Regions from separate parts of the Homo sapiens genome. Here region 2 is linked to region 1. A link is an interaction called in ENCODE POLR2A ChIA-PET data of the cell type or tissue named here. Cell type or tissue: GM12878. All regions are shown on one strand. Links, peaks and the distances in the headings refer to the core of each region. The heading gives the core; the rest is flanking DNA. Region 1 has its middle 12 kb from the start of NDUFAF4. Region 2 overlaps KLHL32 (kelch like family member 32).

What was found. Peaks named below come from ENCODE experiments on the same cell type or tissue, not always from the same donor. Only the 100,000 strongest peaks of a DNase experiment are listed, where the experiment ranks them.
Region 2: POLR2A ChIA-PET joins it to region 1 with 5 read pairs; 3 of 35 experiments call an interaction of 5 or more read pairs at or near these places.

What each region holds. Positions count from the first base shown.
Region 1 is chr6:96,883,766-96,888,171 of GRCh38, reverse strand. No RefSeq gene overlaps it. Among named protein-coding and RNA genes, the nearest start is that of NDUFAF4, 12 kb to the left of the region's middle. RefSeq lists an enhancer at 2,820-2,919. In GM12878, for the core only: no CTCF peak of the experiment used is centred there; a DNase peak (open chromatin) is centred at 2,758; H3K4me3 peaks cover 251 bases.
Region 2 is chr6:96,942,884-96,947,289 of GRCh38, reverse strand. The region is part of intron 1 of KLHL32 (kelch like family member 32); the gene reads right to left. Among named protein-coding and RNA genes, the nearest start is that of KLHL32, 20 kb to the right of the region's middle. In GM12878, for the core only: no CTCF peak of the experiment used is centred there; no DNase peak of the experiment used is centred there.

The DNA.
Region 1 (4,406 bases), core at 294-4,293:
CCGGGGGGCTTTGCTTCGTCCCCAAATACTTGTGTATGGACATCCCCTCTTCTGTATTTACTCAATGCCCTCAAAACACCCATAATCTCAAGAAAAGGAGAGTGGGGCCCTGAGCATTTAGTATGAGGAGGCATCTAATACCCATACTTGGAGGGATTGAACTGAAGGGCTCAAAGCACCCTGAATTGGGGCTGTGCTTAAAGATAGCCTGTTGGCTACAAGTTGAAAATATACAAGAAAAGAACAAGTATAAAGGATTAAAATGGTTTTATGCACCTCAAATAGCCATCACTCATTGTTTGATAACTATTTTGTCTCAACAAAGACCAATCTATGAAACAGTCTGAGAGAAGGAATGTATTTTTTTGTTTTTTTGTTTTTTGTTTTTTAGTGTGGATGCTCCATTTCTTCTGCTTCAGGAGTAATAGGACTGTATTACTTATTAGAAGGAATGGTGAAAATCAGAAGCACTTATTAGGTATAAATCCCTATGTAAAAATCCCTATGTATTAGGTATAAATCCTTATGCTTTAAATTCAGAGCATTTGGGTCACGAATTCCAGGTACTCCCATACTTTTTTTTTTTTTTTTTTTGCCACTGTCAGTGCCCCAACAATAAAACTAAATCTTGGGAGCACTTGTGAATAGAATTGTAGAAGAGGGGCTCACTAGTTAGAAGAGTAGAATCCTGAGCAGAGCTGGAGTTCTGTATTTTTCAGTGTATTGATATTGTAAAATATATAGTAGGTAACATCAAAATTCCTTCCTTCTCTGCTTCCTGTGAGGAAAAAGGTAACAAGGAAGTCATTGTAAAGATGAATAATTTGGGAATACGAATTTAGTTAAAATGGGATAAGCCAGTACCTGGGAATTGAGAAGTAATCCCTGAGATGAAATGGATGACAGTAGAGTTGATGAGCAGGGAAATTCCTCAGTTACATGAGAGATAATAACCTTTGGAAAGGTTATCTAATTCTTAAACAGAAAAGTTACCTGACTGACAATCAACTCTGCTTATGGTTGAAATGCAAGCAAAGTAATAATTTATATATAGGATTATTGACATCCACATATGGAAATAGAAGGGGCCACTGAGGAAAAATAGATCAATTTCTAAAATAAGCCTTGGACCTTTTTTATTTCCAGAAGAATAAATATTGATTAATATGTATTTGGTAGTAAAAATTCCATTTAGAGCTAATGATATTTGAGCAATTTTGCCATGTGTGTCTGCTTTATAGCATTTTGTATGGGGAATATCATAGCCAAAGTTTTCTCTGAATGTCTTCCTGCATTTCAGGGTAAGCATAACACAAATCACCTAATACTTTAACTGAACTATATAATAATTACTACATGTATTTTAGAATTAGTTTTAATTTCCTTTCATTTTTCAATGATCCTGTTACACAACCAGGCGATTTGTATGTTTATGTGTAACATACCAGTATGTTATTGTGTAATATTTAAATTTTACTTTTTTACTTTTAATTGTTTTCAGTATATGGCATTATGATTTGCCATGTCTTTATATGGTTTGGCAAGTATAGAAACAGATGCTGTTTTTTAATTGCCCATGTAAGAAACAATACAAATGAGCTCCTATTTATTATTCACATTATTTTTAGGTGTAGGGAAATACTTGCATAGAGTCATAGAGTATTCAACTCTGATTGACTTTGCTTATTGCTCCTTAGGCCATTATCCATTCATTATTCAATCATTTCTATATTAGTCCTTCCTCTTCTGGTGCTGGCTCAGAACTGATGCTATGGCTTCAGATAAGGAGCATAGAAATGGGGAAAAGCCATTTAAAATGCGTCTTGTAGAAAGAAAGGGGGATAGAGAGAGAGATTGATTTATTACATTTTGCTTTACAAATATCTCAGAAATCCTGCAACACCACCAAAGAAAAAGAGTACCTTGTCTCTTCTTAAATTGTTCTTTTGTTGCATCTTTTTCTTTCATCACCAACCCTGATATTTCTGGAGGAATAATAAAAGGTAAGACAATATTTTTTAAAGACCCAATTTAAGAGATTGTAAAGCCTCGAAACAACATTCTTAATAAAGCCTTTAAATATTTAGGTTACCACATTCTATTTTTTTCAGAGACCCATTTCTAGGTAGGTCAAATGTGCAATCTACTTCTGAATATAGATTTAAGATTAATAGCATTTTTTAAAACTTTCTCTGCTTGCACAAGTTATTAAGCAAAAAGAAGGCAAACATTTCAACTTTGCTTAATAGCTGTTTAAAAGATAAGTGGCTTTTCAAATTCTTTTCTCAAATCAATAATATTACCAGTTGTTCATTCATCACAAATATTTATTGATATGCCCATTATGTGCCAGGCACTTATCTAGAGGCTGGGGATACTGCATGGAAGATAACAAAGTTCCAAGTCTCATGGAGCTTAAGTTTTATACTGTTAGCTGCTATTCAGTTATCTATTTCTCCATAACAAACCATCTCAAAACCTAGCAGCTTAAAACAATTCATTATTATCTCTCATGATTCTGCAGATTGAAGAACCATTGAAGCTCAGCTAGATGGTTTTCCCTTGGGATCTCTCATGTAGTTGCAGCTGGGGCTGTTGTCGTCTGAAGGCTCACCTGGGCGGGACATTCAAGATAGCCTACTCTTATGGCAGCATTTGATAATGTTTGTTGGCTGAGAGTTCAGCTAAGGCTATAGACTGGAGCATCTATAGGCAGCCTGTTCATGTGGCATGGGCTTCTTATAGCATAGTGATTGGCTGGGTTCAAAAACAAACATTACAGAACAAAGAAAGTGAAACTGTCAGGTCAGCTGCTGCTGCTGCTGCTTTTTTTTTTTTTTTTCCTTTGAGATGGAGTTTCGCTCTTGTTGCCCAGGCTGGAGTGCAATGATGCAATCTCGGCTCACTGCAACCTCTGCCTTCCAGGTTCAAGTGATTCTCCTGTCTCAGCCTCCCAAGTAGCTGGGATTACAGGTGCCGGCCACCACACCTGGCTAATTTTTCATATTTTTAGTAAAGACAGGGTTTCACCAGGTTGGCCAGGCTGGTCTCAAACTCCTGACCTCAGGTGATCCACCTACCTCGGCCTCCCAAAGTGCTGGGATTATAGGCATGAGCCACTGTGCCTGGCCTGTCAGCTTCTTTAGGCCTGGGCTTAGACACTGGCAAAGCATCACTTCTTTATTCTATTTGTCAGAGTAGTCACAAAGTCTGCCTTGATTCAAGTGTAGGGAACATAAACCGCAGTATGGGAAAAGTGTCAAAGAACTTGTGGCCATCTTTGCCCTTTGCAGTGCATCGTATCAGGAAATACATGATGTCAATTTGTCTCATTTTGATGATGTTAACTTTGATAGCTTGGCTAAGGTGGTATCTGTCAGATTTTCACTATAAAATTACTATTTTTTGTGGTTAATAAGTTATTGCTTAGGAAAGGGCATGAGAAGCTCTGGAAGTGTTCTCAATCTTGATCTTGGTAGCCATTGCGTTAGTATATGCAAATGTACAAATACATCAAGCTGTACATTTCAGAATAAAGCATTTTACATACATTAGTATATTGTGTTTAATACTTTAATAAAAAAGAAAAAAATTAAAAAATTAAATTCACCATTTTTACCTTCATATCTTGCCCTATTGTGCATCCTTTGGTTGTTTGGACAGTGATCCCACTAATCTCCCAATTACAAAGACTGCAAAACTCAGACACAATGACTGTTCTGTAATTCGCCCCTGCCACCAGCTTCCTGCTTCAGTAATGACTCTCTATAATTCAGTTTTCAACTAGCACTCAGGCTAATTTTTCCAAAAACACAAATATGAAAATGCTGCTCCTTTGTGATAAATTCATTCTATCATCTTAGGATAAAATCCAAGTTCCTTAAGTTGTAAGGAACTCCGTGCCTACTTAATCTCTCCAAACTCATCTCTCACGACTTTCTCAGTGTGAACTCCAGCTTTCCTAAGTTTCCTACCGAGATATGTATTTACCTATGACCTAAAATGCAGAATAATACTTCAGAGATTTATTGAATGGCAGTTTAGTTCAATTCTAGCTAGTGAATATTACTGAGTGTTAATTTGGTGCAAGGCTCTGAGCTATGTAAGAGTTATGATAAAGAATAAAAATAGTCCCTCGCTTGCTAGTTGGGACAAGAGAAGTGTGCAGATTACCCCATTACAGGGCAAAATTTAGTAAGTGCTGTAAGTATAAACACAATGCAATGGGGAATCAAAGGTGTGAGAGATGAAACCCCTGTTGAGCATGACTTATTTGCCTGAATTAATGGTACTGTCCCAAGAAAAATGAATGGAGCTGCAGCTGCCATTTAAGGGGAAAAAGAATACAAAAGTAATTACTTCACCAAAGAATTCAGGTTCCCAGCAATCCTAGTCCCTTTGTGTGG
Region 2 (4,406 bases), core at 151-4,150, 59 kb before region 1:
AGCGTGAGCTTCAGGCTTACACAGGTTGAATGCAGAAGCAAAACTAAGAAATTACTTGATTGGCTACAGTTAGGTGTTTGCCTTATTTGGATATGATTGGTGGAAAGTCCCCAGTTAGTGGTTAGTTGATGATTTCAGCTGGTTATGTTTGTTTCATTTTACTATTAACACTGGTTTCATTTACTTAGGTAGGAACCCAAGGTGCTGGAGCCGTCTCAGCCTAATGGCCTCCCAGATAAATTTCTTTTAACATTTACAAATGCTTTAAATCAAGAAAGTAATCAAGCTGCTTTTTTCACAATGACTACTAAGGAAGTTTAGAATTAAATATGTGCCCACTGTTAATAAGTATATAGAACCCAATATTTTTCTACAATTCACAGCTCATTTTATGGCCGTTCCCTTTGTTTTTCTTTTACCATCATTTCTCATTTGTTAACCCTTACACTTTTTTCCCCCTAAGTAACCAGAGTATAAAACAATCAGCCAATCCAGAGGAATAGTAAAGGGAAAGATGGGAATATAAGAGCTGTTATCTCATTAGGATCTACCTTAGGTCTAGTTGGAGCAGGATTGGCAAAAATGGCAAAAACATAAGATGAAAATTACAAATTCAGAAGTGGCCTGCCACTACCGTGCTTTCTCCCATACTTGTCCAATTATCAATATTATAAAATAATTATCCAGGCCCTTGTTCCTCACTACCTATTTCTCACAAAACAATTACAATAATTCCTAGCTCATAGCAGTGAAGTGACAGATTCTTGACTTAAGAATCAACAAGTAATTATTTAGTGGTCACCATATCCAGGCACTTCTAGGTTCTTGGGACATATCAGTGAACAGAACAGACAAAATGCCTGCCCTGTGGAGCTAACTGTCTACACAAGAAGACAGACAAACAATAAACATGGCAAATAAGTAAGTGATATGGTGTGCCACGAGATAATAAGTGCTTTAAAAAACTGAGCACCACAAATGGGATCCAGATGAAGGATTCACGTTAAAAAATTCTTTTACCAGAAACTGAAAATAGATATTATATATCTATTCTTAATGGTTAGATTGGTCTAAAAGGAGATATCACTTAAAACAAAATATTTAAAATATTTTTTTCCTAAATAAACTCATATTTTGAATATCTAAAAGCTTACTAATCCTGTTGATACTTCTTTGGTAAAGTGAATATTTTTCCATGAAACAAGATGAATCTCATCTTATCATTCATGTAAACCCTTATATCCCAGCCATTTAAGTAAAAGCTAAGACCCCAGAAAAAGTTAAAAACCATCCTTGTCTGGCCTTATACCCCACACCCATAACTGCAGAAACTTTAACTACACAATGAAGACCAGCTCCTCAGTTCCAGGGTTTGTCTCACTAACTCTCAAAACCATAATCACCCTGTCAGCCTCCACATTCTCATTATTCCACACTGTACAACAATGCCAGCCTCTGAATCTACTGATGTAGACACCAACGGGGCCCAGGTTCATGCCAAAAGCACTGAACATGGCTCTAAAGCCTGTGACTCCCCCGGGAAGCTACCACCCACTTCTCTGAAGAAGACACTGCCCAAGAATGCCATTTCCTACAATGACCAAAATTTTAAGTGCCAGTGCTGCCCAAGTCACCAATGTTGTGCACTCAGGATCCCATAGGGGTTTCAGTAAAACAATGCTTAAAATTTTTTTTCCTACCCTTTTTAAAGCACCCCTCTCTTTCTAGGACTTGGTCTTGAGTCTGAGTAGGCTTGGGTGAAGGGACAATTGAGTGGTAGGCACTGTGCTGCACTTGGAAATTAAACTTTTGCTCTGACGCTGGCCCACTGGGCTAGAACTAAGTGTGTGCACCTTTATTCTCTCCACAAGGTCTGTGATCTCTGAAAGGGCCTGCCCCACAGGCATGCCCCAGTCTTAGGGTACAGGCTGGGATTTCTGCTCTAAGGGAGTTGGATGTGGTTTTGCAACTCTTCAAAAGAAGCATGGTTTTGAGTTATGTGGCATCATGGTAAGCAACAGACAGTGTTAGCATTATCCCTGCCATGCACTATCCACAATTAGCATAAAGGGCTGGCACAGCCATGTGCTAGGATTAAATGATGATGTTTAAAAACAACAATAAATAAAAATTAAGTAATGGAAGCTGCATCCAACCTCTCAAGGAAATGCTTCCCAAATTAAAACAAAAATATTTTAAGTAGTTTATAACAAGAGACCTAGAAATTCAGCACAGCACATTGGAATTATCTCATAAATGGCAGAACTCATACACTTTAATCATCTATAAAAATAAAGAGTTGTCAACGTCATGTTATATTCTTAGAATTATAAATTTAAGAGTAAAGACGATCATTCTTCCAATAAAGAAAAGCTCTTGTAAGTCCATGAAAAGCTCTTTTCCTTCCTAAGACTGTTTATTCTTCGATGAAGAATAGATTCAGAAGATTCCACCAAAGAAGACAGTATTTCTTTTATTTTCCCAAGTACAGCAAGGCTATGGTGTACAGTTTACTGTCACTTCACAGATTTGGAAAGTGTTGTGAAGTCACCAACAAATCTCGTCTTCTAACCTCACAACTTATTACTCATGCAACTTGAACAAGTAATATAGCCTTTCTGAGCCAACATTTATTTCTCCATTAAGACAGAGGTAAACCTACATCCCCCACAATACTTTTAAGACTAAATGACATGATGAGTTGGCAAGTACTTCCTGAACTATGAAGTACAATATGAATATATAGCATCATCAAACTCATAAAACCCATATGGCAGATGGGGCCATTGTAGTAGAATATTAAGTTATTAAGTTATGTTAATGACTTGAGAAATCTAATAAAACTAATTTGTTCCCCACAAACAGCATTCCTTAGAACCATATTATGTAGGTCTATTGTAAAGAAACTTAAAAACAACTGTTTAAACTAGAGGAAGTCCATCATCCTTGCATAGCATTTTAAGCCAGAATATCTGAATAAAACAAGAACAAATATTTTATTCTTGCCTAGGCTCTTTTAGATAGTGCCTTTTATTCTGATACCTTGAATTCATGCATGCCTCATAGGTAACATTTTAAATTATTTAAACACCAGTTAATATTACTGGTGTCAGCATGATCAGTAATTACCGTCTTAATAATCACAGGCATCTAATTCCAGTTGCTCCCATCTTTGATATAACGATGAGCAACAGCCTGGAGGACAAGAACTGACAGGGAACGAATACAGCTGGGGGTCAAATTAATGCTGGTGGTGAACTAGCTTTCAGTGAGAGGCACATGCTGAAAAATGAGACCACAGGTTGAGAAGGAATTAATGTCCTGAGAGTTTTGTACAAAATAAAATATTTTCTGAACATGAGAACAGCTTTTGAATCTAGATCTGAAGAAGCTGGCTAAATAAATCATACCTCCAACAACCTTCTTTTCAGTAATTATAAAAAGAATGCATCTGCACACTCGTTCCCCTGCCAGATATGACTTTTCCCTTCCCCAGATGGCTGGGGCAAGTGTCTGTGCATATGGCAAAAGAAAAAAGCAGGAAGCTCGAAGTGTTTAACTGGAAAAGGAAGCAGTGAAGGCTTATGAAATGTGTTTGTGCGAGGCACTACAGGGGCCGCAAAGCCAAAGAAGAGCAACCAGTAAAGACAAGACCTCGGAGACCTGGGTCCTGGTCCCGGCTCTGCTACTAAGGGTTTCACTGGCCAAGCCAGTTTGTTTCCCTGGGCTTCTGCTTTCTCATACAAAATGTGGAGGAATCCAATTAAATCAGTTTGTGGGATTTACAGCTGATGTGAAGTTATCCAACATTGGGGGTCAGCAGTAATAAGTAAAACAGGTGTCAGCCTGTGTGTGGGTGAGAAATCTCCTTGGTAGAACAGTATAAGGTTTTTTTTTTTTTTTTACTTCTTCTTGGAAATAGAAGTAAATATCATATTACCGCACAGGTCTTGTGTGAATGACACCAAGAGACCAACCCTTTAAGAGCTGGTTCTAGAGGAATATGAACTCTGCATTTACCATAAGCCAAATCCATTTTGAGGAAAAGAATAATGGCCCTATCACAGTCCTTTACCCCAGGATAGGTGGTTAGAATGTATGTGTGTATGTATAGGCATGTGTGTGTATGTATGTGTATATATGTGTGTGCATATGTGTCTATATGCTGGTATGTGTATATGTGTATATGTATGTGCATATATGTGTGTGTATGTACAGAGTGTGTGTGTGTGTGTGTGTGTGTGTGTGTGTGTAGAGGGAGCATGAACAATACATCTCATTTCTCTTTTCTCTTTTAGCCTACAGTCCCTCCTCTAAATCTCTAGCCCTGAATGCTTAATTTAATTTTTAACTGTGGCATGTGGGCAAGAGAGAGGTGAACAGGTTGCTACACATTACTCAGGCTT